Linked DNA regions of Homo sapiens: regions 2 and 3 are each linked to region 1. A link is an interaction called in ENCODE POLR2A ChIA-PET data of the cell type or tissue named here. Cell type or tissue: MCF 10A. All regions are shown on one strand. Each heading gives the region's core, and the rest is flanking DNA. Links, peaks and the distances in the headings are about the cores only. Region 1 holds the start of RAD51B-AS1 (RAD51B antisense RNA 1). Region 2 holds the start of LOC107984709 (a long non-coding RNA gene). Region 3 has its middle 140 kb from the start of RAD51B-AS1.

Evidence for each region. Peaks named below come from ENCODE experiments on the same cell type or tissue, not always from the same donor. Only the 100,000 strongest peaks of a DNase experiment are listed, where the experiment ranks them.
Region 2: POLR2A ChIA-PET joins it to region 1 with 12 read pairs; 26 of 35 experiments call an interaction of 5 or more read pairs at or near these places.
Region 3: POLR2A ChIA-PET joins it to region 1 with 14 read pairs; 10 of 35 experiments call an interaction of 5 or more read pairs at or near these places.

The regions. Positions count from the first base shown.
Region 1 is chr14:68,683,713-68,692,544 of GRCh38, forward strand. RAD51B-AS1 (RAD51B antisense RNA 1) reads right to left here and starts at 1,728. Exons shown (of 4, transcript XR_007064220.1): 1 at 1,659-1,728. RefSeq lists enhancers at 1-432, 2,016-2,065. In MCF 10A, for the core only: no CTCF peak of the experiment used is centred there; DNase peaks (open chromatin) are centred at 2,199 and 4,229.
Region 2 is chr14:68,774,941-68,785,644 of GRCh38, forward strand. It overlaps LOC107984709 (a long non-coding RNA gene), which reads right to left and starts at 5,257. Exons shown (of 2, transcript XR_001750793.2): 1 at 5,142-5,257. RefSeq lists enhancers at 5,838-6,339, 9,585-9,729, 9,874-9,933 and a cis regulatory region at 9,651-9,664. In MCF 10A, for the core only: no CTCF peak of the experiment used is centred there; a DNase peak (open chromatin) is centred at 5,211.
Region 3 is chr14:68,543,105-68,553,808 of GRCh38, forward strand. It overlaps a transcript of RAD51B not described here. Among named protein-coding and RNA genes, the nearest start is that of RAD51B-AS1, 140 kb to the right of the region's middle. RefSeq lists enhancers at 4,373-4,964, 7,689-8,209, 8,210-8,730. In MCF 10A, for the core only: no CTCF peak of the experiment used is centred there; DNase peaks (open chromatin) are centred at 3,897, 4,637, 5,307 and 6,157.

The sequences.
Region 1 (8,832 bases), core at 1,785-5,784:
GCTGCCTGCAACCTCCCGTATTCTCCTGGATTGGCCTTCCAAAACCCGGGCTGACAGGCTCTTGGTAGGAAAACAGGCCCAGCAAACAAAGGTGTTCTCAAGCCCAGTTCAGTCACTGCCTCTGTCCCATGCTCTTAGTCTCATGGCTCTCAGGAGCAGGACACAAGAGACGGTTATGCCCAAGCACAGAACACTCTTGGAAAGCCATCCTTTCCCTTCTGCTGACATTCTGACCCCCTCAAGGGTTGTCCATGGGGAACAGGCTTTCTGCACCCAATTGACCAAAAAATAACAGAAGCCTTCTCCTTAAGAAAGAGAGCAGGCCAGACACAGTGGCTCACGCCTATAATCCCAGTGCTTTGGGAGGCTGAGGTGGGAGAATTGCTTGAGCCCAGGAGTTCAAGACCAGCCTGGGCAACACAATGAGACCTCGTCTCTACAAAAAAACTTAAAAATTAGCCAGGCATGGTCTCAGCTACTCAGGAAGCTGAGGTGGGAGGATTGCTTGAGCCCAGGAGGCTGAGGCTGCAGTGAGCCGTGATCATGCCACTGCACTCCAACCTGGACAATAAAGCAAAAGATCCTGCCTCAAAAAAGAAGAAAGAGAACAGAGCCCTACAGAGAAGGAAGAAGGCAGGCACATTGTCACTTTTGCTCTCAAGCTCCCTGGATCTCTCCTAGAGGAGAGACCCCCAAACCTGCCTGCACTCCGCAGGAGCTGACTGGGGGAGGACCCTTTCCAGGGACACCTCCCTGGAGGTGCTCTAATATTTGGCTGCTTGGCCATTCTGGGCCAAGAAGACTCCTTCCCTAGCCCAGGACCATTAGTCTCCCTGATGATTGCTGCAGAAAGGCCCAATTTTCAGGGCCCTACCTAGCCCTTCAATACCTTTGAGCCACCCATCTTGTCTGAGCCAGAGTCCTAAAGCCAGTCCTGAGCTTCAAGACCCATGCTTGCCCTGGCCACTGCTTCCCCTGGGAGAGCTGCCTGGCTTCCTGCAGAGAGCTGGCCTGCAAGTTGGAAGGGCATATTCTCCTCCCGGCTCCCTGGCTAAATTGCTATAGAATTTCAGGTCACTCAAGTGAACTTTCTGTGACTATTTTTTCCTCCCTTCAAGATTTATCAACTATTAATTGGAGCCTCTAGATGCCTGCAATGTGGAGGTCCTGAGAATTCAATACAGAATAATACAAATGCAGTTCTTCCTGTGAAGCCTGGACAACCTTTCCCTTCCTTCCTTCCTTCTTTCCTTCCTTCCTTCCTTCCTTCCTTCCTTCCTTCCTTCTTTCTTGAGTTTCCTGATGCCAGCTCCTCAGATGGTGAGCCAGCGGTGGGAAGGTAGTGGTGGGGGTGATTATAAATACAATAAGAAATAAACCCACACACTGCAAAACTCCATGTTAATACTATTAATAGTATTTCCAAATTGCATACAGGTAGAAGACAGTTCCTTAGCAACATGATCGTAATGAGAATTCCACAAGGGCATCTGGAATTTACTCTGTCAGACATTCCAGCTTATCAGGAAATGAAAAGGACCAAGACTATCATATAATGTGCAAACTATGCTAATGCCTATCACTAGTGTATATCAGACCCCAGTTACAGGACTGACCCATGGGACTCCCCTTGTCTCAGCTTTAATCACATGAAGTACCTGAGGCCTGTTGTCCTCCTCGGGGCTCAATGCCTTCTTGCGGCCAGGTCCTTCGTATAATTCAAGAGTTGAAATCACTGTCAACACAGCCCTTTGACTAATGTTCCGGGGTGACAGGCCTGGCACGTGAACACATGAGTGATGCTATTATCCCCCAAATCACAGGTGAGTGAGGTCTCTGGAGATGTCCACCCCCACATGAATTTCCCTTTGTGGTAGCAGTAACATCTGAGTCACTAAGCATGGGGCCACAATTTAGGCTCACTCCCTCCCCTTCCTGTGCCCCAAAAGGGGGCTGAAGGCGGGTCCTCACAGCAGAAAAAGCTCCACTTCCTCCGAGCTCCAGACAGCACATCTCAGCTGTGTTGGGCCTTACAAGGCTGCGGTCAACAGGCACCCAGGTGATGAGGTCTTTCTCAGCCTGTTGTTCTCTTGTTAGCCCTTTGATGTTTCAAAGCTGACGAGGTCAGCATCTTCCAGGCTGCAGGAAACATGCCTGCCAGGTATACCTTTCAAGCAGCTGATTAATATGTCATGTGGTCTCTGGTCAGAGGAGAGTGTAAGGGCTGTTGAAATGACTCACCAGCTCAGCTCCCGTGTCTTTGGGAAACGCTACCCTGTCAGCAAGAGGCCTCCAGCTGAAAAGTAAAGACACAGATCTGAAAGGGTACAGTTCTAGCGTCCAACAAACTATTATACATCCTAAATGAAGTGAGAAATGGTAGGCTCTTCACCTGCCAGGGCCTGGCGGGGCCTGTGTCCCAGGACTGCTTAGGAATCCAAGCCTCGCACTGTTTATCCATTATACTGATGAGAAGCCTGTGAGACAGGGAGGCTTGCTGGGCCTCCAAAGTCCACTTGCTGGCTTGTTACTTGGCACCATCAGATCTACGCTAGGGATGGTGTAACTAGAGCCTTTGAGTGCATGAAAAGTCTGTGGCCTGACAAAGCACTTACTGACCAAGGAAAATCAACTTCAGGTGCAGCAGGAAAGGTCTGGTACCCAGAATGTCTGGGGTTTTGAGACACTGGAAAAGATTGCCTAATAATGTCATGGGCTCCCTTCCCTGGAAATAATCTGAAAATAGGATAAGTTCCCTCCAATCTTGGATGGGTCAACCTCGTCTTGAGGTAAGGAGACGGTTACATCAACCCATGGAGAGGGCCTGTCAGCAACTCTGAGTCTATTAGAGGGTATATTTTCAAACACAAAAAACTTTTTATCCTGGTAAAATATACCTAACGTAAAAGCTACCATTTTACCCATGTTTAAGTGTACAATTCAGTGGCATTAAGTACATTCACATCGTTGTATAAGCTTCCCCGTCATCTCTCTCCAGAACTTTTTCATCTTTCCAAACTGAAACTCTGTGCCCATTAAACACTGACTCCTCTTTCCCCTCCTCACAGCCCCTGGCAACTACCATTCTCCTTTTCATCTTTATGATTTTGACTACTCTAAGTACCTTGCATACGTGGAGTCACGCAGGGTTCTTGTGTGACGGGCTTGTTTCACTTAGCACAATGTCCTCAAGTTTCATCCATGTTGTAGCATGTGTCAAAATTTCATTCCTCTTGAAGGCTGAATACTATTCCATTGTGTGTGCATGTGCAGGTGCATGTGTGTGTGTGCGTGTGCAGGTGCATGCGTGCGTGTGTGTGTGTGTGTGTGCATGTAGCACGTTTTGTTCATCCATTCATCTGTGATGGACACTTGGTTGTTTCCGCCTTTTGGCTATTGTGGATAATGCTGCCGTGGACTTGGGGGTACAAATATCTGTCCCTCCTTTCAATACTATATCCAGAAGTGGAACTGCACAAAGAAAACTTTAAAGACAAAAGCATTGTGCCCCCAGAAGAAGGCATGTCGATGTCCTCACATCATGATTTCATATGGAGAAGAAACACCTAAAAAAAGTTGGGCGGGAGGCCGAGATGGGTGGATCACAAGGTCAGGAGATCGAGACCATCCCGGCTAACGCAGTGAAACCCCGTCTCTATTAAAAATACAAAAAAATTAGCCGGGCGTGGTGGCGGGCGCCTGTAGTCCCAGCTACTCGGGAGGCTGAGGCAGGAGAATGGCGTGAACCTGGGAGGCGGAGCTTGCAGTGAGCCGAGATCTCGCCACTGCACTCCAGCCTGGGCGACAGAGCGAGACTCCATCTCAACAACAACAAAAAAGAACGTTGGGCTACAGTAAGACTTGGTAAGAGGGACCAAGGAAGCATGGAAGAAGGAGCTGGTTGGTTCCCAGAGCAACCAGAGAAGGCTTCACAGAGATGAAATTGGAGCTGGATTCTGATGGGTAAGTAGGAGTTTGCCTGGTAGAAAAAAAAATAGAGAAGGGCAGGAAAAGAAACAGCCCTTTTCAAAAAAGAGGAGACCAAACATTGCATGCACATATCCTTTGACTCGGCAATTGCACTGGCAGGAATTCTGCTGTTATCCTCACACACATACGGCTCCAGGCATATGTCTAAGGATCCTCATAGCAGCAATGTCTGCAAGACTTAGTCACTGGGAGTGGCCTGTGGTCCCTCACTAGGACACTGCTGAAATAAACTATGGTACAGCCATACCGTGAATTCCCACACAACCATTAAAAAGAATGAAGGAGGGCCAGGTGCGGTGGCTCATGCCTGTAATCCCAGCACTCTGGGAGGCCGAGCGGGTGAATCACCTGAGGTCAGGCGTTTGAGACGAGCCTGGCCAACATGATGAAACCCCGTTTTTACTAAAAATACAAAAAATTAGCCGGGTATGGTGGCAGGCGCCTGTAGTCCCAGCTACTGGGGAGGCTGAGGCAGGAGAATCACTTGAACCCTGGAGACGGAGGTTGCCATGAGCAGAGAGAGCGCCATTGACCTCCAGCCTGGGTGACAAGAGTGAGACTCTGTCTCAAGAAAAAAAAAAAAAAAAAGCAAAGAATAGAGGCGATCTCCATGTGCTGATATGACAAGAATTCCAGACTTATTTTTAATTAAAAAAAGAAGATGTCACTGTATGCCCAAGTTATTTCCCTGGAAGGAAAGAACACACAAGAAACTCTTAATAGTCATTACCTTTGACAGGAGCAACTGTAACTTGAGGGGAGAGAAATTAAATTTTCGTGTTATGCTTTCTAATGTGTATGTATTGCGTTTAAAAACAAAGTTAACAAAGCTGCCAGGTTGATGAGATTACGGTCCACTTTTACATTCTTTGTGCTTTTTCTAATTTAAAATATTTTTTTAAAGAAAAGCAGCTATTTTTCTGGAATTGTTTAGTCCCAATGGCTCCTAAAGGCAGAGAGATGAGATGTTTACAGGGCCATCCTTTCGGAGTTTCTCTTACAGCTTCGCAAGGATTCCTTTCAAGACAGAATGGTATCCTCATCTCCTCGAGAGAAAAGTTTTGGGGCCAAACAAGAATTCGGCCAAAAGCTCGGGGCCAGGCATGTGTGGTGCCAGGGCAGTGCGGGGGTTCCCACAATGTCTGTCCAACTGTCCTGGGGACAGGACCCCTCTTCTGCACTTTTCTGTACCCCTCGTGGGGACTACGTCTCTGGGACAAAAACCCAGCTACACAGGGTTAACCCCTGCGTTTTGCTTCGCTGAGCATGGCTGAGGAGGAGGGGGTGCGGTGAGAGCAGAGGGGGCTCCATCCCGCCCCAGCTCCAGGCAGCATTAATAAAATGCAGGTGTTTTGTGTATGTATAGCTGCTTGAGGGAGGAGGGAGAAAGAGCCTTGACTGCAGCAGCGCATAGAAACAAGAGCCGAGTGCAGTAGAGGAAAATGTGCCTGCAAGTAATGAGAAAGCATTTTGCAAAGACAGCCTTGGCTTTAGGGTTGAGAAGAATGCAGCAGTTTCTGGCACAGGCCTACCCTGTAGCTCCCCCTGGGTGTGTGTGTATGTGTGCGTGTGTGTGTGTGTGTGTATCTGGACACAGGATCCTATGCATGCATGTGCACATACACACACCCCACCACCACCACAGATTTTTTTCCCAGCAACATCTCACACAACCTAAGTTTGACCCTCACTTGCTTTGACCAGGAGTTGGTTCTGACACTCCCTTCCCTCCCTGCCAACCGCCCTCCATCTTTTCTCTCCTGTCTTCCTCTCTGTGGACCCCACACCCTGCAATTCCTCCTTTCCCCCATCACTTCCTTCTCTCTGGGGCCTTGGGTTGACGGTATCTCCCCTTGGCCAGCCCCTTTTTCGTAATGCCACTTGGCTCTGCTTTCAAGCAGGCACCTTGTGAACCCGACTCCCACCCTCCTTTCCAAAGCCCACCTCCCTTGCAGTCGGGAATGGAGCTCAGGAGGTTGGCCAGCCCCTGCTGCTTTAGCTTGATGACGTGCTCCAGCACTGTGGAGGTTCAAAGTGAGGGGGGAGTAAAGCACAGAGCAAGCCCCCTCCTCCTGGCCACCCCAAGGGCAGGAGAGCAAGGAGGAGGCATCAGAGATGACTGCAAAGTGGGCAGCAGATCTGAGGGCCACTGGGCCCTGCTGAGGGTCCTCTGTCCCCACCTCCCCACATCCCCCAGGGAGGTGGGAAGTGACAGCCCCCCAACTTCTAGAGGGTCGCCCTCCATTACGCCAAGTTAAAGAAGCCTAAAAGCAAGTGATTTCTGTGATTTCTTTAGTTTGCCTCCTTGCCTGAGACCTGCTGAGGAGTGCAGTTGTAGGTGAGTTGTTCTGACACCGGAAAGGCTTCAGGAGACCAGGGTGGACCCCTGAGGCCCTGCTCGGTCCCAGGCAGGCCAGGGTCTGAGTGGAAGTCACAAGTGGAGGAGCTCCTCCAGAGGACATGGGCTCCTGATTCCATGAGGAGGGGGTAGGGAGAGGTGCTGGGGGGCTCAGGAAGCACCCCTGTCCCAGGCTACCAAGCTGATCCTGAGTGTTTGTGTCTGAAACCACTGAGCCAGAACCCATGCCAGGCAAAGGCCAGCCCAACAGCATAGTAAATATGTTCCCCGGAATTTAGCACTCCTGAGTCAGAGGGGAGCAGGGGCTGGCAAGGACCCTCTCCTCTGGCCTGTCTGAAATGGGAGGACCAAGCTCTAGAGAATCAAGTTTTTACTTTCTCAACTCCTATCCTCTACTCCCTACCTGCCTCCCCATTCCTCTGCAAATAAAAGACAGAGCAGGGGTGGACAGGCAGCAGCCCAACCATCCCGCCACTCATCCGCTCATCCCTGCCCGCAGCTCACAGGCTGGCTGGCAGCAGCTGTGTCAGGAGGCAGGACCCACATTCGGAAACTCTGAGGAATCTCCTTGGAGAGTAGTTACTGGGGCCGCTTGTCCCAGACCCCGAATTGGAACACCGTCTCTGACAACTCCAAGACTGGGACTTGTCACTTGCGGGAATAACAGTGGGAACCACCCTGGAAAATCCAGGATGCAGGGTCCCCTTACTAGCACAAAGCAGCCTTGGGGCCCCTGTGCCCCCACACCCAGCCCTTCCTCCCTTCTGGGAGCGGAACGCGGGAGAAAGCCTTGCATCCTCAGTGGCCCCCCACCCTCTGAAAGGCATGTAGTGGCCTCAAGGCCTTATTCCCCCCTCCACTCTGTTATATGGAGCCTATGAGGAGCAGATGTTTCTAATGAAGGGCCCAGGCCAGGGCTCTGGAGGTAACAGGCCCGCCATAGAGCGCTGGCTCCCATGGAGGGGCCGCAGCCCCCAGACCTCTGAAAGCACAAGCCGCCCAGTGAATGGGACACACACTCTCTTGAATTCTCAGCTCCTTTCAGGAAATTGCCAAGTTAGCCCTTGGCTTTCTCCTTTCCAGTGCCCGCCCCGTTTCCATGGCAACCGCCTCCCCATCTTCCAGAGCCTCTCTCCGGTCCTGCCCGCCCCCTCCTCTCCACCACCCTCCGCGTCTCATCTGTCTGGGTGGGAACCGGGATTAGAGTTCATCGGGCCGGGATGCTTTTCCCAGGGCCGCTTTGCCTTCGTGATCCCTTTGCGGCAGCCCGGCCCCTGCCCCGGGCTTTTCAAGTCCCCCAGACTTAATGACCAGCCCTGGGTTTCCTCCTCTTCTCTTTCTCTGCCTCCAATAAAGCCGGAGAATTAACCCAGGTTTTAAGTGCCCCGGTTCCAAGCTGAATATCAAAGGGGGCTTCCCCAAGCTGCTTCTGCATTTCAAAGGGGCTGATTTATCACTTTCACTTAAACCGGCACATTTTGGGGAAAGAGTTTTACCCAGAGGTCAAACTCTGGAAAAACAAATGGATCCCCGTTCACCCCCTCCTGGGGTGCTGTGGGCTATTAGTGTATAAACTGCTGGCGGGTAGGTGGGAAACAGGCTACCCGCACTCCTCATCAGCCTGGGCCCAAACTGTTCCTGTGCCCCCGGGGCGATTGTGAGGAAGAGGGGGAAATGCATGGAACCATGGCTGAGAAGCTCCCACACTGCTCCTCCTGGTCTCTGTGCCTGGCACCGGGCAAGTCGTCAGCTCTGTTTCTGCTTCCTGGGCCTCTTGTGGAGGCCCTAACCTGAACCTGCATTAACACTTCCAAGCTAAGGGTGCTCCCTGCCCCAGGGACTCTGCCCCTTCAATACAGCCAGGGCCTGTGAGTCCAGATTCTGCCTTTTCTTCCATTCTGCCTGCGAAGCTTTTGCAGGCACTTACTATTCAGGGGCTGCAGAGCTGGGCCCCTGAGCCACCCTCACTCCCCAGCTCTCTCCTGCCCTCACAGTCAGGCCTTGTCCATACCCTTCTTTCCCACATTCCCTCCCCACAAAACATGCACACACACATTCACCCACCCTCTCCCAGACCCCTGCCGCCGCCCCCAGTCTCCCTCTCATCCAACCTCAACCCAATAAATTATCTCTATTATTGCCCCTTCCTCAAGGACTTCCTCATACCCCCACAAAGAATGCTGGAACCCCGGACCCTGGAAACTTTTCTCCCTCTCTGTGAAGCATCTGTCTAGCTGCCCCCAAGCAGACTCCAGCCTCACTGCAGAGCGTGAGGTCCTTCGTCTGATTTAGCCCAGATCTGATTGATTCCCAGGCTTTCTCAGGCATTAACCCCCAAGGAGAGATGTGCACATCTCTCCTTGAAGTGACCAGAAAAGCCAGGAGCCAGCAGCCAATGAAGCAATCCTTGGAAGAGGCCAGGCAGACAGCACAGCGTTATCGAGGAACTTCTTACTTAGCACGAAGGGGCAAAAGCGGGCGAG
Region 2 (10,704 bases), core at 3,627-7,626, 93 kb after region 1:
TCCTAAATATGACTTTGTAGTTTCTCCCACAGAGAGGTGGAGTCTATTCTTGAATCTGAGCTGGCCTTGTGATTTTCTTTGGCCAATGAAATATAATGCAAGTACTGTTGTGCCAATTCCAAATCTAGCCCTCTGGAGCCTTGCCTGCCCACACTCATTCTCTTGGAGTGCTGCTGCCACCATGAGAACAAGCCCCAGCTAGGGCGGTAGGATAAGAGACCACGTGGAGCACCAATAAACTGTCCTAGCCGAGGCCATCTTAGACCACCAGCCCCCAGCCTACCTGCTGGTGATCACAGATACATAAGTAAGCCCAGATGAGGCCAGAAGAACCACCTAGCTAAGCCCAGCTCAAATTTCCCACCCACTAAAATGTGAGCTAAATAAGTGGTTGTCATTTTAAGCATTAATTTTGGGGGTGGTCTATTATGTAGCAAAAGCTAACAGACACAGGGCAGGTATAGTACCTCTGTCAAGCCTCTTGGGCTCCAGTTGTGATGCTCAGCCTCTATGAACAGAAGAGGGGCTGCAGATGCTGTTGTTGGCCCACCACATCCCTTCACCCTCACCATTTCAGCGCATATCTGCCCAATTCCACCTGCCAGTCCCTGTACCTGTGCCTGTGGGCTCTGTCTAGCCACCCTCACAGAAGGTCAGAAGTGTCAAGCAGCTCTCAACCCAGGACTGAGAGAGTTAGTGTATAAATACCCCAGCTCCCTCACCACTTGGATGTGCTGTCTCTGAGGCATGTGTCCTTCACTGGCTCCCCGATCTTCCCAGCGGCATCAAGGCCTAGACACCCAGAGTGATAACTAACTTGATACAAACCCTTTACTGGCTGCCTTCTCTTTCTGACTCACTTTCCCACTCACCTAGTGGTGCTTCTTGAAATTACCTCTCAAACTACTTCCATTCAAATCCTTATCTTGGGGTTTGCTTCTAAGCAACGAAAGCAGATGGGCACCAGAGACAGGGCCACCACTCAAAGCCATTGCTGTCATCAAGCCCCTTATGACTGGGTTTCGCTACTTCTCCCACCTCAGTCAGGAAGTAGCTGCCCACTAACCCACTCCCACTGCCCCTGAGCACAAGCACCCCAGGACAGCCCACCACGTGGTCCGCAGAACTACTTCCTCCACCATCTGTCTTTGTAAACAGTTAATGCTTTGTCCTTCACTTTCCAGTCCCGTGGCTGTCTCATTTCATGCTCTGGAGGATGGAGAAGGAAAAACTTGGAAAAGAGGAAGACCCAGACTTGGAACAAAAAGGTGTGGAGCAAGCTGGGCTATCCCCTACCTGTCCCTTTTACCCTAACCAAATCTGGCAAAAGGCCCAACCTAAGCCCCCATCAGTACCTAAGCCCCTCTGTAGTACTCAGAGGAAAGAGTTCAGCAAATATAGCCCCAGCCTCCCAGGGATCAGGGATTTGTTTGTCTGCCCAGCACGTACATTCAAAGATGCTTACTGAGTGCCTGTTACCTGCCAAGCACTGCTCTGGATGCTGGGAGACAGCAAGGAATGAAACAGACCAAAGCTCTGCTCTCATGTAGCTTATATTCTAGTGGGAGGCACAATACACACATACACACAGACACTACATGTATGTATCAGCCCAGGCCAGGGGCATCTGTCTTACAGACTCATAGCACAGAGGAAGCAAAAGTGGGCATGGATTCTGAGGTCAGGCAGGCCTGCATTCAAATCCTGTCTCCGTCCTTAAGTAGCTGTGTGACCTTGGGCGTGTTGGTTAACCTCTCTGCACCTGTTTCCTCCTCTGGGAGGCAGGGAATAATAGCAGTACCTATCTCACAGCACTGTTGGAAGGATTAATGAGGTAGCACATGGCACATATAAACCCTTAATACACCTCAACTATTAAGGCAATCCTTGAGGTGGTGCCTCTGTTATATAACCTGCCATGTTTCTCTCAAACTCATCTGGCACAGGAGCCCAGTGGGGAAGGACATGAGTGAGGCTGGTGGGCTCCATTCCTTCAACATAGCCACCCTTTTCTTGCATGAAGAAGTAGTCTTTCCGCCGGGCTCGGTGGCTCATACCTGTAATCCCAGCACTTTGGGAAGCCAAGGTGGGCAGATCACCAGGTCAGGAGATCGAGACCATCCTGGCTAATACGGTGAAACCCCGTCTCTACTAAAAATACAAAAAATTAGCCAGGCGTGGTGGCGGGCGCCTGTAGTCCCAGCTACTCGGGAGGCTGAGGCAGGAGAATGGCGTGAACCCGGGAGATGGAGCTTGCAGTGAGCTGAGATGGCGCCACTGAACTCCAGCCTGGGGACAGAGTGAGACTCCGTCTCAAAAAAAAAAAAGAAAAAAAAAGAAATAGTCTTTCCTATTGCCTGTTTTTTTTAAAACACGCAGCCCTTGAGTTTTTATTTTTCATTTTTTGATAGAGATACGGGTACAGAGAAAAATTTCTCTAACATTAGAGGACAGAAAGTTCAGGAGGTCCTGGGGACACATAGGGAGTGGTGGGGACTGGGGCAAACTGGAGAGCACTTTATAAAAAAAAACAAATACAGATACTATTTACATCCACATGGCTGATGCCAAATGGGAATATGAGCCGTCTATGGCCAGATACCCCAGTTTTCCCAGAGACGCCAGAAATTTGAATAATTATTATTATTATTAAATCTTTTGATTTTTAAATGTTGGCTCGAAATATTTAGAAATATTGTATAAAGCACAGTACATTTTAATGGGTCTGTAGGCTGGCTCCACCGCATGGGCAGTGACCTTAAGACTACTCTCCTTTGCTCTTGTCTGCTAGGTCTCTACAGTCTGAGTTCTTCTGATGCAGGGACACCAAGATACACAGCTCCAGGGAGCACCATTTACATTTAACTCCTTGAGTCTCTGTGACTCAGGGAAGTATGCAGGGTTCCTCTGATACTCCCAGAGCCAGGTCAGTGTGGAGCTACAAGAGAACTTCTCTCCAAACCAGATGCTGCCAGGGGCCCAGAGTATCACAAATTGTACTATCCTCTAATTATCTGCTCTCAAGTTAGTCTATTATTGTATCCATATTTGTACAGATTATACAAATTTGTATGGATTGTATTGTATCCATTATTTGTATCCACAGGACAAAATCTGATCTGGTTAATTGATGGTTTCATTAGTTTATGTCTTGCCTCACCAACTAAAATGTAAACTCTATGCATGAGGACCACATTCTATGCTTTTTGGAACCATACAGCACCTTCTACATTGCATTAGTACCCAATACCCATTTACGTGTTGACTGATTCATCACAGAGGTCATTCTGAATTGGTTGCTATTGTGTGTGGCATTTGGGTAACACTTGAGGATACAGAAGAGGAGAGTTCTTCCAGGAGCATATGCAGAAACAGGAAAATGTATTTCCCAACAAAATTTACTTCACAACAAAAAAATTAGCCATCTCTGTGCCTTCCACTTCAACACGCACCCACCATTCAGTGCCATCCTTTGCAAGTGTTGTTTTAATGCTGTTATTAAGAATAGCTTATTTTGCATTTTCTCGCCAGTAAAATGGAAACATCCAGGCTTACTAGCCATCTCCTGGAGAGACCACAGAGAGCAGAAAGAAAGTATAAACTGATCCCATTTATAAAGTATATTTAAAATCAGAGAATAGTGGGTATGTTGTGGCTGAGCACACTATTAGATGGCTAAAACATATCAGGAAAGAAATCCTCAATTGTTCATTTGTGCCAGGGTTGAATGAGCTATATTTAACCTGATGATTATTTAATTAAATAGTTCCCTTGGAGTCTCTCTGCAGTCCTTATAATTTGTTATACAGAATACAATAGTAATTCATTTGCACTTGTATAATATTTACTCTTTGCTTCCCAGGGCTACTTTTTTTTTTTTTTTCAGTTTCGACAGGCCTAGAACCCCTAATAAAAGAGAGTTGAACAAACAGTTTGAGAACAGAGGAGTGAGTACAAACACAGAGTACTTGAATCACAAGATAGTCCAGCTGGAAGGAGCCTTGAAGATAACTGAATTCAACTCTGTCTTTTTACAAATGAAGCAACTGAGACCCAAAAAGGTCGGGTGACTCACCCCAGGACAAACAGCCGGAGAGGGGCCACATGTCCAATTCCTAATACTCATTCCACTACTCATTAACCTCAGGACACCACGGCTCCCTCAAACACCCACAGCCAGCTTTTGAAGGGCTAATCCCTTAGAATCGTGGGCTCTTAGAAGCTATGACACCTGTACCAATAGAAAAATCATCCATTCAGTAGGTAAGTGCCTGCTGAGTGCCAGGCATCAGCGTTGACATGAAATAGAACGGTGAACAGGAGGCTGGGCGCGGTGGCTCATGCCTGTAATCCCAGCACTTTGGGAGGCTGAGACAGATGGATCACTCGAGGTCAGGAGTTCGAGACCAGCCTGGCCAACATGGTCAAACCCTGTCTCTACTAACAATACAAAACTTAGCCAGGCATGGTGGCAGGCGCCTGTAGTCCCAGCTACTCAGGAGACTGAGGCAGAAAAATCACTTGAACCCTAGAGGTGGAGGTTGCAGTGAACCGAGATCGAGCCACTGCACTCCAGCCTGGGTGACAGAGTGAGATTCTGCTTCAAACCAAAACAAAACAAAACAAAAAAATTAACAAGAGCCCAGGCTCCTGCCTCACCAGATTTACCTTCAAGCTGGATGAGATAATGACAGACAAGTCAAGAATTAAATGAACTTGGCACTTTCTGAGAGTAATAAGTACTGAAATATTAAACCAGAATGGTAGATAGAGAGTGAGGAGGAGGGGGCTGCTTTGGATAGGATGTCAGAGAATCACTCTGCAATGTCCCTAACCCAGGAGAGGGAGAGTCGGGTAGGGGGAACACCTAGCTTTTGTTTGAACATTACTAACAACAGGAACTCCACTACCTCCAAAGGCCAGCTCAGTGTCTTAAAAAGGTCTTCCCCGGACTGAGCCAAAATCTGCCTCCCTGTGACTTCAAACTTCAGTAACTCATTCTCTGAGCATCACAAAAACCAGTCAGCTAATAAGTAGCATGTTCAAATGCAAAGCACATCCTAAATTAAGACAGTTGCTGCAATGCTTCAATTTGAAATAGCGTGTTTGGGAAAATACGACATACCAGGAGAATGACTTACATGTTCACATTCAGCCTGCAGTTCATAAAAGTGTTTAAAACCACCACTTCAAAGGATGTTCCGACAGCCAGCTTCTAGAGTCCCAAACCCGTCTGTGTGAGTCACCTGACATCAGTGACAGGACATACCAACTCCCTTCCGTCTGTAACTCTAGTTGGGGTTTTATAGCAACAACACTGCCAGTTCCGTTGCCCTGTCATTCGGCATGGCAAAGGAAATTTGGCTCTGTGCATTTTGCTTTCTAAGATATTCATGGAATCATGAAACAAACTACTCTTTGGCTCCCACCCTCTATCTCACAGAGAAGAAAATGGAAGCCTGGAAATAGAAAGTGACCATCAAGTTTCATCAGCAAGCAATGGCCAGGGTAGGACTTGTTCCCTTCAGCCTCCAAACTGGTGGCAGCTGCAACAATGCGTAAGCCCCAGGTTTGCTTGTATGTGGGGATGGACTTCTAAGCCTCCAGAGATAGTTAGTGCATACTTATGAAGAGAAAACCCAGCTCCCTAACTCCCTTTCATGTGAACCTGCACTCCAGCGATCTCCCCAGAAGGTCCCCAGCACCATACGCTGCTGAAGGGGTTTCCATTCAAGTGTGGGCACATTGTTTGGGTTGCAGGTGTCATCCGTTGTGTGGGAAGATGCAGCTCCTGCTCCAAACCAACCCAAAAGCTACAGGATGCACAGAGAGAAGCAGGGGTTAGGGACAACACCAAAGTTGGCACTATTTCAGCTTTTACCCAAGTCTAATAGTCTGACTGAACCAACTGCCTGGCTGCTCCTAATGCCTCAGAGCCCTCTAGGCTGGCCCAGTAAAATGGTTAGCAACAAAGGAAGAAAAACTGTTTAGGAGACAGGCCTTCCTGAGCCAATGAAGGAAGCCTCAGAGCCCTGCCCTCCTTCCCCCAGCTTGAGGCAGCTGGGGGAGGATCTGAGCGCTGGCTGTGCTGATCTGGCCGTGCCTCCTTCCTCCTCCCTTGCTGGCTTCTGCTGCTGGCTGGAGCTCTGAGAATCTACCATTTTTCCCCCTCTGAGCCCTGCAATCGCAGGAATAAATGACTTCCTTGAATGGAGAGGAACTGCTAGAATGCAGTTTAATCATAATGGACAGTATCTCTCAGAAAACAAGGCACCAAAAGAGGGAACACCGATGCCAGCAACCATGCTGGTGCCTTCTACAGCCAGCCCCAAGGTCACAAGTTTCAAGCAGACTATAAAGCTGCTAACTGATTAGAAAATAATCAGCTTAGCCCTTAGCAGCCTCCCTCCTGATCACACATCATGCAAGACAACACCCCTGTGAGTGATAAAATATGGTTTCCTCCACCCCAACCAGGCAGCAGCACCACTGAGACCAGGCGTGGCTTCAAAGCCACTGCTGCACCCAAAGGTGAGCCCAGCGCAGTTGCCAACACCACGTTGCACCTCAGCATTTCCGTTTGTAAAGGAGGCAGAAAGCGAGCCCAACCTCTGCTCACTACCCCAGGCCCCTGGGCTGCAGAGAGGGTGACCACATGTGATGGAGACATCTCAGGAAAGGACGGGCTGAGAGGAGAAATTCTCCTCCATGACTATGGGTCCCCAGGGGAGGGTGAACATCGGAACCTGGACCTGTTAAGTGGCCCATGCCATTTGACATCTGCCTCCTTTTAAAAGTGGAGGCTGAGAGCCTGGGTGTTGCAGCCCAACAGACCTGGGTCCCGGCTCAGTGGTATACAGCTGTGCAATTGGGAATAGCGAGTTCTCCCTGAGCCTGACCTTCCCCATCTGTAAAATGGGGCTAATGATAGCACTGACTCGCAGGTACTATCAAACGTAACCATGTGACGGAGGCCCAGCCCCCAGTGTGCATGGTAAGTCTTCACAAATGCTGGTTCATGTTATTATTTTTACTATATAAATTCAAGAGAACCACCTATAACGCACACACCATATGTGAGTTTGAGGCAGAAAATCGAGAGAGTGAGCCAAGGTGGCAAAGCACCACGTTTTGATACTCAAACATCTTTAGAGAAGGGCTCTGTCATTCTGAGGACTGCAAGCTGCTCCCACACTCTCAATATGACCTTTGTCTAGGGTCTTATCATTTCCAGAGCTCCTTCCTCTCCATTTCATCTGATCCTCACCACAGCCCTATAATGTGGGCAGGGTGAGTATGCTTCCTGTACCCCATGCGTAGAGGAGAAAAACAAGTCTCAGAGAGGTTAAGCAACTTGCTCAAGATCAAACAGCTTGAAAGTGGCTGAGCAGGATCACAAATCCAGGGCCGCCTGACAGGGCTGGAATGAGAATAAAGCAAGTCAGAAGCCTAGCGTGTGCAACTTCGGGAGACACTCATTCGTAAGACCCTGAGAGTAAGTATCTCTTCAAATTTTGCCCTGCTGTCTGACCCCAAGCCTTGGGCCCTTCCTAGAGCACTGAGGCTGAGCCAATTGTGCAGACACTGCACAGAGGAGGTCAGCCCAGCAAGAACTCACTCCCAGCTCCTTGGGGTGGCTGGATCTACTGGCTGAGCTGAACATCTTCCTGTGGAGCTCCAAGGACCACTTCCCAAAAAAGTAGAATGGAACAGAGGGTGGAAGTGGTGCTGCGACAGCCATGTAAGGCTTCCATGCACCCTTGAGTTTGAGGGCCAGTAAAGAGGGGCTGGGCCAGGCAGCCCTTCCCCAAGGCCCCTCTAAGCCCTTATCAGCCCAGGGGAGGGATAGGCCAGGACAGGCAGGCAAGCAGCCCACAGGGGTGGCTCCCAGGACAGTGGCTTCTGGATGCTGGCCCACCAGACAGTCAAGGCTCTCCACTCTCCGGCCGCTCAGAGCCCAGCTAGCCCCCAACTCGGCCTCCCTTTACCTCCCACAGGGCGTAGGAGGTACTGACTAGCAAGGAGGCTTATTTTAAATCTGCAAAAAGAAAAACTTTTCTAATGCAGATGATTACACTTACTAATTAGTCAACTTCGTTGTGCCTGGGTTACTGCAAATTTAGCTTTCCTGCAGAAACAGCACCTGTTCACTGAGGGACAGTATTAGGTAGTAGGAAACTGTGCAAGCTTGAGAGCCATTGGGGTGGGATTCAAGCCCCACATCCCCTGGGCAAGTCACTCACCTGCTCTGAGACCATTCCCTCCTTCTATAAAAGGGGACTAGAACAGTACCTGCATCATCCAGTTGTTGCTATTACAAAGACCAGCCACAATTTATTAAGTGCCTATAATGGGCCAGGTACTGAATTTCTTTTTCTTTTCCTTACATGTATTAACACTCACGACAACTGTATAGGTTTGTCTTTTTGAAGTATAACTTACAGTGAAGTGCTCAAATCTTCAGTGCACAGGTCAATGAACTTTTACATGTATTCTCTATCCTCTAATCAAATATCAATTATCATAGATCACTGTTGCCTGTTTATGAACTTCATACAAATGGGCTCATGCAATATGTGCTCTGTTGTGGCTGGTTTCTTTCATTCAACTTTGTTTTAGCAATTCTTCCACATTGTTGTGTACCAGTTATTTGTTCTTTTATATAGCTGCATAGTATTCCATGATGTGACAATCCCACAGTTTGTTTGTTTATCCATTGACCTAGGTGTCATTATCATCATCATTATCACCATCATCCTATTTTACAAATGAGGAAACTGGGATCTGAACTTCTTACTAAGTGTTTAGCTTGAAGTCACAGAGTGACCTTGAGGCCAAACAGGGACTTGAACCCAGGTCCCTGTAACTCCAAAACCAGCTCCTTACCACGGACAATAGAGCCTCCCATAGCTCTGGAATACTGGGATTGGCGGAAATGAATGCTGACCTGTGTGGTCATGAGCTCCTTCTCCCTGAGGTACATTTGGAGTCAGGGGGAAGCTACCTGCCTGGCTCCAGGTGCTGAAAAAATTGCCTTAGTTTTGGCGATTGCCCATATTTATTTTCATTGCAACCCAAGCTGATAGCACAGGTACAGTCATCACTCACAGCCCTGTACTTTGAGACCTGGGCTTTGCCAACATTTCAGAACAACTGCAAACAGCTTCAATGTGGAGGAGGCATCCTTGTCCACTGACCAGCAGCTGGCTCTTATGGGCAGCCCCTGCCCTGGCTCCTCAGAGTCTGGTTTTCTATGATGGTAACTCAGCTGTAACCATCTGGGACTCCCACAGAAAGCATTGTAGGCCAGGTTTCTCAACACCAGCCTTACCTATCAAGAGGTGAGACCCCCAGTGCTGACCTTATTCAAGAAAAGGCTGAGATTTTGCCTTGCTTTCCAACCTTCAGAATCTCTGCCTTCTGCCCAGCAGGCAAGTGGCAGGCCTTAGAAGGGCCACCTGCAAGGCAGCAAGGGGGTGACCAGGGGCCTGGCTAACCTCCCCACCTCCTCCCCCTCTGAACTCAGGTAGCCTCCAGTCAGTCCACCCAGACATGATTAAATGGTTGGCTACACACAGGGGTGGAAGACCCCGGGGGAAGAAGGGCATGGAGCCAACTCCCTGAGGCAGCCCTAGGGCACCCTTTGGTCTGTTGATCATTAACAGAAGCCACCTCATGGCAGGCAGAGAAGGGGAAAGTCCAAGGGGATGGCCTACCCCCTCCTCCCAGACTCCGTCCTCCAAATGTGCCAATGCAGGGCCTCATGGGAGGTGAGGTCATGGCACTCAACGGAGGGGGTGTGTGCAGAATCATCTAATCCAACTCGTTGCCTCCTGTGTTCATGCAGAATCTCCACAAAAGGCCAAGGGAGAGGGCAACTAACACTGATTGATTTGCAGTTACTGTGTGCCAGGGACTGCTCCAGTGTCCCAGCCTACAACACTCTAGCATAGTGATGGAGGTCGCCTGCCTGGGTTCAAATCCTGACACCGACTCCCTGTATGACAAATTAGTGAATTTCTCTGCACCCCAATTTCTCCATCTATACAAAAGGAACAGTATAGAGCTTCCTCCGTGGGGTCATTATGATCATTCAATGAGTTAACACACAGGAAATTCTTAGAGGACTACCTGGCACTTACAAAGAGCTGTCATGACTAATGGCTCGCTTGATCTCATAGTAACTCCTTGAGATACAGCTGAAAAATCCAAGGTTGAGTCATTTATCCAAAGCACAAGCTGGTAGAAGGGGAGCTGGGATTTGAACCCTGGTCCAAGGGCTCCATTCAACACCCCTTCTTCCTTCACGCCCTGGATCCTTCCCCTGCCATGACCCCTGCCTCTTCGGTAACCAGTGCTTCGTGATCCAGTTGACTGTAAAACCCATCTTCAGACTAACCCACAATCTCAGTTGGCCCTCAAAGCCCTCCTTTCATGAGTGTCACTGAACCATAGCCTTCCTCCTGAGAATGAGGCCTCCAGGCCAGGAAAGGCATTGCTCGGTGGCCAAAATAGCTCATTTCTTTGAGCTGCTCCAAGAGAAGATCTTCATCCAACAGCCAGAGAGTGGGTTGCAGGGCCAGTAGCCACAGAGGCCCCACCCATCCATGGCAGACCTGGTGCAGGCCCCTAAACCCAGCCTTCAAGACACCCTGGCCTCCAGGGTAAGGGGTGGAGAAGAAGGCTTTGTGCCCCAGGATTGGC
Region 3 (10,704 bases), core at 2,553-6,552, 140 kb before region 1:
ATATTGTCTCTGCCAACTACTCAATTTTATCATTGTAGTGCAAAAACAGCCATAGGCAATATGTAAACAAATAAGCATGGTTGTGTTCTAAAAAAAATTTCTTTACAAAAATAGGTAGTGGGCTGGATTTGGTCCTTGGGCTGTAGTTTGCCAACCCCTGCCTTAGAGAACCTGTCACTCTTCTACTACTGCCATCCTAGCTTTTTCTCCATGATTATCTGTTTACAAGCACATTTTGCCAAAATACTAAATTCTTTGAAGTCAACACTTTTATTCCTATTCCCTAAAAGCTAGAAATCTGGAAATAGAAATGATTCAATAAAGACATATTATTGAATATCAAGAATTATCATTATGTTGCTGGTGGAAAAAAGTGGAGAAAAATTCTTCGGTTGGGTACAAGATTAAATGGCTTACTTCTAAGATTTATCTAAAATAAAAGATTATATAAAAATACAAATTAATGAGATGGAAGGATTTGTCTTGAGTTGGAACTAGGTCTTCTAAAAGGGCAGTCAGTGTCCTGCTCATCTGATCACCCATGTTCATATTCCTGCCACATTGTTTTGGCCCACAGCTTCGATGAGACCTAGAGAATCACTTCCTTTTCAACCATACAGCCACCGCTGGGGCCAACCACTCCCTACGTTTGTATAATGCTGTATGGTTTTCAAAGCAAGTAGCACAATTCCTATTTGGTAGATAAGGCAATTGAGGCATATTAAATGACTTGCCCTATGAATGATATAACTGGGACTTCTGATTCCTAATCTAGGACTCTTTTTGTTACACCAGACAGCCTCTCAGGAAATTAGAACAAAAAAATGACATATTGCAAAATTAAGTCAAAGAATAAATTAACCCCATTTGAAAGTCCAAGGAGACCTTCAGACAAATGTGTATCAGAATTTCAATGGTATTTGGCAGAGTTGGCCTAATGGAAGTGTGGACACCCTGCCAACTTTGCATAAGATACATAAATCTCAAAATCAATTTAACTAACTTTCATTTATCTTGGAAACACAAAAATTTAGACTAGAACTTGGCAGGAATAAAGAGATTTACACCAAGCCTGCATCCCCACTACTCTTGTAAACTGTTTCATGAACCCCAGTGTTGAAGACCTCACTGTTTTGTTTGACTCTGAAGGCCGCCTACGCATACTTGCTGCTGGAGGAAGGTTAATACTGACTCAGAAGCAAGAGGACCACTGACTGAATCACCACCACTTACTACAGTCCTCTGCTCTGTATTCCTTGGAAATCTCTTGCCTCAGCTTGGGCTTAACCCAACCCACTTAGAAGGAGAGAACAATTTTACAGCCCCGCATGGAGTGACTCCAAGCCAATCGTATCTGTTTCCAAGTGATCTGACGCAGCAAGCAGATTGTATTTCCTTTGGAGGCTTGGCTGAGAATTGTTGGGTTGGCAACACTGAACCAGAGTGAATAAAATAAGACTGTCAAGAAAAATCTGAAATGGCCCCTAAAGAGATAGGACTAATGAAATGCTCAGGTCAGGGGTGGGGTGCTTTCTGGGCAGACTGAAAAAAGAAAGGAGGACCAGGTGACCATGTGTGAAATTCAAGAGTCAACAATGATCTAGGTAAGCCAGGCAGATTGGCACATGCCCAGTACTTTTCTGAGAGCAGGCATCAAGCCTAAAAAAATGCACAAAATCTACCTCTTATTTTTATTCTTACCTTTAATCAGATTTTTTATTGAAGTTTTTTCATGGTTGGTTACCTATCCACCTTCCTCCCATCCTGCCAAAGAAGGCAGGGACTCCAAATGCATTTGCCAAAAACCAACAGACCCCTGTGTTCAATTATTGTGGGCTTAGGGAATAGTAATTAAGGAGTTCCAGGGATGGGATGTGGGAGCAGCAAAGGAGTTAGGTTTCACTTAAGGTCCTTGGGAATAAATAAATATTCTGTCACTAGGATGAATGGGGTTGGTTCTTCACAGATCATGTAAAGGGACAGGCTTAGCCCTAGAACCAACTCATGATCTAGATGAGTTTCTGTTCAGATGGATAAGGGCATATCTTTGAGCACCAGGTTCCATGGGCACATATCTGGTTCATTATTCTTTGCTTTGCTTGTGCAAAATTATTTTCAAAGGCAAAGACACGGGGACAAAGTTGGGCTCTTTGAGGCTGTTCCTTGAGCAAAGAGGTGTATGCCTCTGGCTGCCCACTTGGCAGTGGATATCTTCATGCTTCTTTTTTCCACCCAAATATTATGGCCACTGGAGTATTTGTAGGAAACAGTCTAAAAAAAGACAACACTCACTTCCCCTTGCTTCAGGCTCTTCACAGTCAACTCCACTGGCATGTTTCAGGCACCTGCTGTGTGCCAGGCATTTTTTTTCAGAATGGAACAATATTGCCCTTGTCTTTAATGCCTTAACTGTCTAGCAGGAAAGACATTATTATGAGTACCTGGGGCAGAAACAGTGTGAGAAACATTTTGGAGACCCAAAGGAAGGGGCCATTGTAAAGAAGTTCCACCAGAGTAGAGGTAAGAACGGGGACAGGGCATGCCTATAGACACCTATCCATCATTCGCTTGTCCACACATTGATTTCCCTAAATATTTATTATCTGCTTGTTATCTGCCAAGAGTGAAGGGCTTGGGATTCACAGATGAATAGGACATGGAATATAGAGTAGGGGGTTGGGCAGAAGAAGGGAGTGGTGGGAGAGGGAGTTGAAAAATAGATTGGGCCGCATTAGTAAGACTTTTGCTTGCCAATTTGGGTCTGAACTTTGTTCTGTAGGTAATGAGGAGCCTCTGAAGGTCTTTCTACAAGGGGTGGCACAGATACCTGCCCCACCCCATTATTTCCTACCCTGCAACTTAGAAGTATTTTATTCATGTATCTGTTTTTTAGCTTGCTTCTTGTTTGATTTCCCTAACTGGGATGTGAGTTCCACGAGGACAGGGACCCTACTGTATCCACCACTGTATTCCCAGTTCTGGGCACAAAGTCTGGCACACAGTGGGTCACCAGCAAATATTTTACTTACTGAATAATCAGATCTGTGTTTAGACAGTTGTCTCCAGTTGATACCATGGAGGGACATCCAAGGTTGGGAGATCCTGGAGGAAGGACTGGTAGCAGCAGAGAGGTGCTGAGAGCCTAATCCGGGGCTATGGTGGCATAGAAGGGAAGGGGAGAGATTTAGAGGACTCATCAGAGTTAACATCATCAGACCTTGGTGAGGGAGAGGGAGGGTCCAGAGGTTTCCATGTGGATGTCTGAGTAGCTGGTGATATCGTTGACTGAGAGAGAGGAGACAGGGTAGGAACCTTCAGGTGAAGAGGGGCTTGTTATGGGAAGTAAGGGAGCATAGATAGTGAGATCAGTCTTGGACATGTATGATTTGAGACAACCATAGAATGTTCCACTAGAGATGTCCAGTAGACAGTTGGAAATATACGTGGGCAATTCTGGAAGATGGCTGGAGCTGAGGTCACAGGCTTTTGGTGATAAACGAAGCCAACAAAGAGTAAAGTCACTCAAGGAGAGCAGACAGAGTTGAAAGAAAAAATAGAAGCCCCAAAACTGGAGGAATACCACTGGAGGGTGGGAAAGAGGAGCTGGGGGGAGGAGACAGGTGTGCTCTGAGAGGCGGGAGGAGAAGAGAAGAGGACTTCTGGCTACTATGGGATAGCATGGGCCCTACCTAGGACAGGGCAGAGGTCAGTGGGAATGGGAGCTGTTATCTTGGGCGACCAACTCCACTCAGTTCTTACCATGTTAATGTTAATGGCAAACTCTTGGCAATTCTGGGCAAGTGAGAAGAGCAGAAACACCTCTGTGCAGTTTATCAGGACTTTCTCCTTCTAGCACACCCTGAGGGTGAGGCCAGAATTAGTCATGTGCTGAATGGTCTGCCTATTTCATGATGTTCTCAGCTTGGAAACATTTTTTTTGTGCAACTCCAACTCAAGCACCAGCAAATCCAGCCTCTCCTCACCTCCTATTACAAATGGCTGTCATGGACTAGACCGGTGCCTAACAAACAGCCCACACTTCGGGATCTGAGTTCAGGTTCCGGCACGATTAGTGCAGGTGGCTTCTGGCTCTAAATCTCTCAGAGGAGACATCTTCTTCTGGGGGCTGATTCACACGTGAGTGCTGATCATGACCTTGTGTCGGGATTAACCTCCTTTCTCAGCATCTCCTGCTACATTCCATCTGTTTCTAAAGACACCTCATTCTGCCTTCCTTCCGGCCATCCACTGTTACCTTTCACTTCCTGTCGGCACGTACAGGCCAGGGACTTTACTCAAGTCACTGAACATTTTGGGGAAATGAAATGAAAACATAAAGAGAAGGCCAGTCCACAAAACAGCTCAAAATGGAGATGCTCTGGCTGAAGGAAGGAGTGTTGGGGTCCAGGAGCCCCGCTCACTCCTCAGCACCCGGGAGCATCACGGAATCTAAGGTGAACCTCCGGGGCAGGAGACACAGCACTGGCCTTAGAGTCCACAAGCCCGGGTTCCTTGGCCCTGTCTCTTTCCCTCTCTCTGTTGTCTGTAGCTCCCTCCTAGCTCTGAAACTCCAAGTACAAGTGAGCAGGTCATGAGTCACCAAGCCTCTTTTCCTGGGCGTTTTTCCTTCCGGGGAGAGAACAGCCAGGCTTGGACAAAAAGTGTTGGGACACCCTGAAGCAGAACACACTCCCTGTCATTCCTGGCCTCACTCTCCTCCAGAACGAAAGCACCCAGACCTGCAGGCCTTTTTTAGGAATGAAGTCACTGGTCTGTGTAGGTTGACAGAGTGTCCTTGGAAAAGGCTGCTTGGGAAGGAAACTCACAAGGCATGGGTATCCCCACTGGAAGAATCCAGAGCAAAACCCTTCTGGAAATCCCCCACCCCACATATACACAAGGAAACTCCATGGAAGGCATCCTGTCTTGGAGGCCTCAGTGGGTTCCTCCTGGAGAGTTTAAGGGGAGGGAGGCAGAGGAGGAAGGAGAGAAACCTAAAGTCAGCAGGATATTCTCATGTTCTCTCTCTGTTAATTGCCTCCTCTCTTTTTCTAAGAAGGCTGAGATACCGAGGCTTCCTCACCCACCACCCCTTCCTCTACCTCCCCTTAGTGCTGGGTGAGTTCATCCATCAGGACCCCTGCCTGGGACTGTCCTCACTCTCCCGCTGTGGCTCACTTGCCCCCAGGGCCCATCCCAGCCCAGCCCAGCCCTGCCCAGCCCAGCCTGCTGCATGCTTCTACCCCGGCTCCCACTCAGGCTCGTGCGTCACTGCTATTCATCTTGTTTAGTGCTTGGCTTGGCTGCAGATGCTGTAAATATGGTAATTTTAGACTCCCTGATTGGAAAGGATTGCAGAGCGGGTTGTGGGGGAGGACGGCAGTTTGATTTACTCCGCAGGAGCTGGTTCCGAGATGGCTCTCCACCCTCTGTGCACGCCTCTTCTCCAAGCTGTGCCCCATCAGGCCCTACTCTTAGTGTTGAGTCCTGACTTCTTGGGGTCTTGGGAGAAATGAGAGGGACAGAGTGGATGTCTGTGCGTTCTGGGCCTGAAGAATTGCTGGTTAGCACAGAGCATCACATGCAAGGAGGCCGGAAGTGTAGTCAGTGATGCGCAGGGTGGGCGTCCTGACACTGCTAAGACAATGCCCAAGGCTGATGACCCAGGATTATCCCCCCACCCAGGGCACACTGGGGATGAAGTGGGGGCTGCCCGAGGCCTCTGACCCCTTCTGAGCTCTCTCCCTTTTCTGTTCTCCTTTCTTTCCTGACCTCCCTCCATGGGGGGCCATCAGTCCCCAGGGCCTTCTGCCAGGCACTCACAGGGTTGTCAGCAAATCCCTCCTCCCACCCCTTTGTTGAATAAAGACCTAATTTGCATTTGATTACAGGACCCCTGAGTGGGTAGGGGTGTATTCAGATCCCCAGGGAGTGACTGTGAGGCTGGCATTTCAGGCCCTGGGAGTCAGAGTGGGAGCTGAGGGTTTTGAGCCCCAGGAGTAGGTCAGGTTCTTCAAAAGCCACCAGATAGTCTCCCAGCTGTCTGTCTTATCTCCTCAGGACAACCCTAACTCCAAGGCTGGTGACTGAGTCAGACTTGGAACATCCCCGTTTTTGAGCCACAGTCTATAGTCACAGAATGTTCCAGGGGGAGGGATGGGGGGAGAAAAGGAGGGCACAACTCACATTTCTTTGAGCCCCAAACTTCATTTGACCAGTGAGGAGTGGCTTGCACCAAATCATTGGTGCAGCTAACCACAAGAATGTTAGCTCTTATCTAGTGCTTCATCCATGCCCTGGACACATTTTTTTTTTTTTTTTTTTTTTTTGAGACGGAGTTTCGCTCTGTCGCCCAGGCTGGAGTGCAGTGGCGCGATCTCGACTCACTGCAAGCTCCGCCTCCCGGGTTCACGCCATTCTCCTGCCTCAGCCTCCCGTGTAGCTGGGACTACAGGCGCGCGCCACCATGCCCGGCTAATTTTTGTATTTTTAGTAGAGACGGGGTTTCACCGTGTTAGCCAGGATGGTCTCGATCTCCTGACCTCGTGATCCGCCCGTCTCGGCCTCCCAAAGTGCTGGGATTACAGGCGTGAGCCACCGCGCCCGGCCGCCCTGGACACATTTTTATAGAAAGATCCAGATGAAGGGAAAAAGAAGTCTGATAGGTATTTCTTTTTACTAAGTCATGTGGGAAGCTACAGCGGAATCCTGCCACTCTCTGCTGACTGATGGTGAGCTTATGTTTGGTGACAGGAAACTTGCCATCTACAAGGCAGCCTCTTAAAACTTCGGTCAGCTCTGACCGTTGTCTAATAATTCTTCATTGCTGCAAGTTTTCCAGCTGTCCCCCACATCTGTTTTAGTGGTGGTGGAGGATTGGGGGACTCAGAAGGAGGGCGTAGATTGTCCTGCTACAGAAAAAGAACTAGCAGGACTCCTCTGAGGGAGCAACATGGAGAGACTTTCTCACCCCTCTGCAGGCAGGCTCTGCCCCCTTTCACTCACTGGAGTGCTCACTTCCTGTGCACACGCTGCGCCGTGCTCCCTCCTGGCCCATGAGGTGCCAGTCACCACACACTTGGATTTGTTTACTTTTCCTCCTGGAAATGTGGACATGAGGGCATTATACTCACTTTTCAAAGCAAAGGATTCTTTCCTGGAGGGGTTAATAGTCCTTAGGTGTAAGTACCCCTCCAGTGGTTGTATAGCAGTTGTCTGTTGGGGGACCTTAAGTGATTATTCATGGAATCTTTCATGCTAAAGATGCATTGCAGCGAAACGTCATTGGTTTGGACCAAATCCGGTTATGGTCTGAAGAACCTCAGGTATGGGACATCCCCAGCAAAGCAGTCTTATTACTCTTTATCCTGCAGAGTCACAGCTTACAGAATCTTCCCTAGAAGAGGTGTGCCTGGTGTACTTTTAAAAATAGATGCGCCTCTTGTGTAAACAGCATTTTGCCTGTTGGAATGTAAATGAATGTTGTTGGAGTGCTTGGAGACAGTTTGTTCTTTTAGTGGATTAGCAATTTCCCCTGCAAATGTTGTTTCATGGTATTTGCTAAGCACATCCTTCCTTCATATGCAATATGGAATTCCCTATCAGCCAGCCTAGATGGGCGAAAACTCTGGAAGTTCTGCTGTACCCAGTCCATCAATAACCCTAGCAGTGATCTGTGTTCTAGAAAGGCAGGGGTGGGGGATGAGTCCAGGTTTTCTAAAGACATTGGGAAATAATAGCAAATTTTCCAGAGAAGGAGTTGCTTCCAAAAATTTAAAAAATAGTTAAAGAGAGGCATTTATAACCATGAAGAGTAGTCAACAGAGAAAACAAACATGCCAGTGAATGAACATCCTAGCAGAGGGTGGAGAGAGCAAGCCAGAATAGTGTGGAGGGGGTACAAAAGTTTCAAATTATCTTCCCTATATAAAATTCCCATGATCCCCCAGGCAGTCAGTTTTAACTGCTTACCCCAGCACTCCCAAATTCCATTCTTCCGGAGGCCTGGCAAAGCACCTCCTCAGCACTCACTACCCAGTCCCAGGCCTCAGGCGTGCTCTCCCCACACGGCTGCTGTCCCCATCTTCACTTCCACATCATCCTTGGATCCTAGATCACTGTCCCTACAGCTCACTTCCTTGTTTCCACTCCCTGTCCACACATTAAATATCCATGCTCTGGCCTGGCAGTCAGCAGTCCCATGACCTGGCTCCAGGGCCCCTTCAGCCCCAAGTCGCGTCCCTCGCAGGTTTGATGCCCAAGCAGCAGATTTCTCCCCAACAGAGGCCTCAGAGAGTGCCTGGCTGTGATAAGCATGTGTTGCTGTGATTTTGTCATCTGTCTCCTTGCTTTTGCTTAGGCTGTTCCCCTGCCTTCCTCTCTGCCTGGCAGGATTCCCCCCTTCCCAAGAAGTGCCTGCTTCTGATCTCCAGTAAGTATCTGACGTCAGTCATATTCTTAAATCTGACCAGCTCACAGTATTTACATCCAGGATTTCTCTCTTTTTCTAGAATGAAAACACCTCCAGGTCAAGGGCTTTCTCTCACACTTATTTACACCTCAGCACCTAGCACAGAGTGCTGTACACAGTAGATGCTTATTTTAGACTGTGATATCCTTAATAATAATAATAATAGCTCTGCATTATTAATCATTTTCCATGTGCAGGCACTGGGGTCTCTCCCCAGATGCATCTTCAGCACAAACCAAAGAGTGTTACCATCAGTTACATTTTATGGAACTTGCCAAGAGCGTAGGTAATAAATGACAGAGCTGCGATTTGAACCCTTATTTGTCCCCTCTAGGACTTGCATTTGAAGTCATAAGGGTGCTGTTCTATTACTCTCATGAAGACAGGGACCACGTCTTTACCTAAGGCAGTGTTGCAAGTGGAGACTAAAGACCAAATCTGCCCCATAGATATGTTTTGTTTGGCCCATTCTGTGCGTGTTTGTTTGTTTCTTTAATCAGGAAATTTTACATCCACATCTAGATTTCTGGCTTTGCTGGGAAGCCCAGGAGATACAGTAACCCTGGATTTAAGCGTAGTGATGCTGGCCAGTGCTCGAAACCGCTGTCCCCACTTCACTACAGCCTCTGCTTGCCTGGCCTGAGGGTAGGGGAGCATTAGAGTTTGCGTCTTCCGCACTGTACTGTCTGGTTCCATGTTTCACCTCCCAGGCATTGGGATTGGGGTGGGTCCGTTCTTGGTTATATAGGACTGCCCCATATATTGCAGGGTGTGTAGCAACACTGGCCCTCACCCGCTAAATCAACAGCACCTTTCCTTCAGTCATGTTGACAATCAAAAACTCCCCCAAACATTTGCAAAGCCCCTAGTGAGGGATGCTGCCCCATTCCCTTTTGAGACACAATGGCAGATAACCCCTTGTCTCACCAGTGGTGGCACACAGTAGGGCCTCCATTAAATAGATTTAAAAGACCTAAAATGCAACATCCATTACCAAATAGTTCCCATGTTAAAAGTTCCCATGAAAGGAGAAGCAGAAAAATGCAATAATCATAGTATTTTTTTAAAAATAAATTATCTGGAGCAAATTTAGTGCATTCCCTTAAACACCTGTCCCATGATGGAAAAAAAAAGTTAGTAATAACACGTTTCTGTGGAGGCATTTCCATTCTCCACGCCTCAGTTCCCACTGTAATGTTAATTGGTTATGGTTTTCTTTGCTTCTAGTCCTTACATGTGCAGCTGTCAACCAGGCACCACCCCAGGAAATGCTGCACTTAAAGGGATAAGTAAGAGGAACTGAATCACATGCAGCTTTTCTAAGGAGAAATGATATTGTTAATATTTTTGCTTGTTGTTCTAATTATAAAAATACTATGTGCTTATAGTAGAAATTTCAGAGTAAAGTACTAAGAATAAGTAAAAATCCCTCATACTCTCATCATCAGAAGATAATCACTGTTTCTATTTTTGTATATTTCCTTCCAGTCTTTCTTCCTCTATCGCACATATTTGTGTTTGTTGTTGCTGATTTCATTTTGCTTCTAAGAAAATTGGGATTGTACTATTGATAAAGCCCTCCTTGCCACTGCATGGCTGTACCATGATCAGTTTAACCAGTCCCCTTTTGTTGAACATATGGTAGCTTCCCAGTTTATGCTGTGATCAACAGGACAGCAATCACCTTCTTTATCCATAAATCTTTTGGGATCACTTGGATTATTTCTATAGAAAGAGTAATATGGTAAGCAGTGTAGAAAGAAACCATCCTCTCCACAAGAGAGATGTTATTGGCTCTGGCCCTAGAAGAGATGGGCAGAGCCAAGGGTAGACTGAGTTCTGGTTAAGGAATTTCCAGGCAGGAAGAAGTTCATATTTTTGAGCTGGCTTCTCTAGTGCAGCTGAAGACGAGCCATCTACTGCGAGCAAAGAGAGGCGAGGTGGGGCTGGGGACTTGGGGAGGGTGGAGTTGGTTTGGAGCTCCCAGTGCAGGAAGCAAACAAGGGCTTAACCAAAGGATGAAAATTGTTTGGCAGCATTGAGCACCTAGGTCACACTGTGTGATTTAGGAATAGAGGCCATTAGCACAGATGTGCAGCTCTCTCCAGTGAGGCAGAGACAAAAGCAGAGGTGGGGTGGAGGTGGGTGGGGGGAGGGTGGGGATAGTAGGATCATCTCAGGTTTGGGAAATGGCCTGACAGATCCAGCCAAAGGTCAGAGGGGCTGGTGAGAGC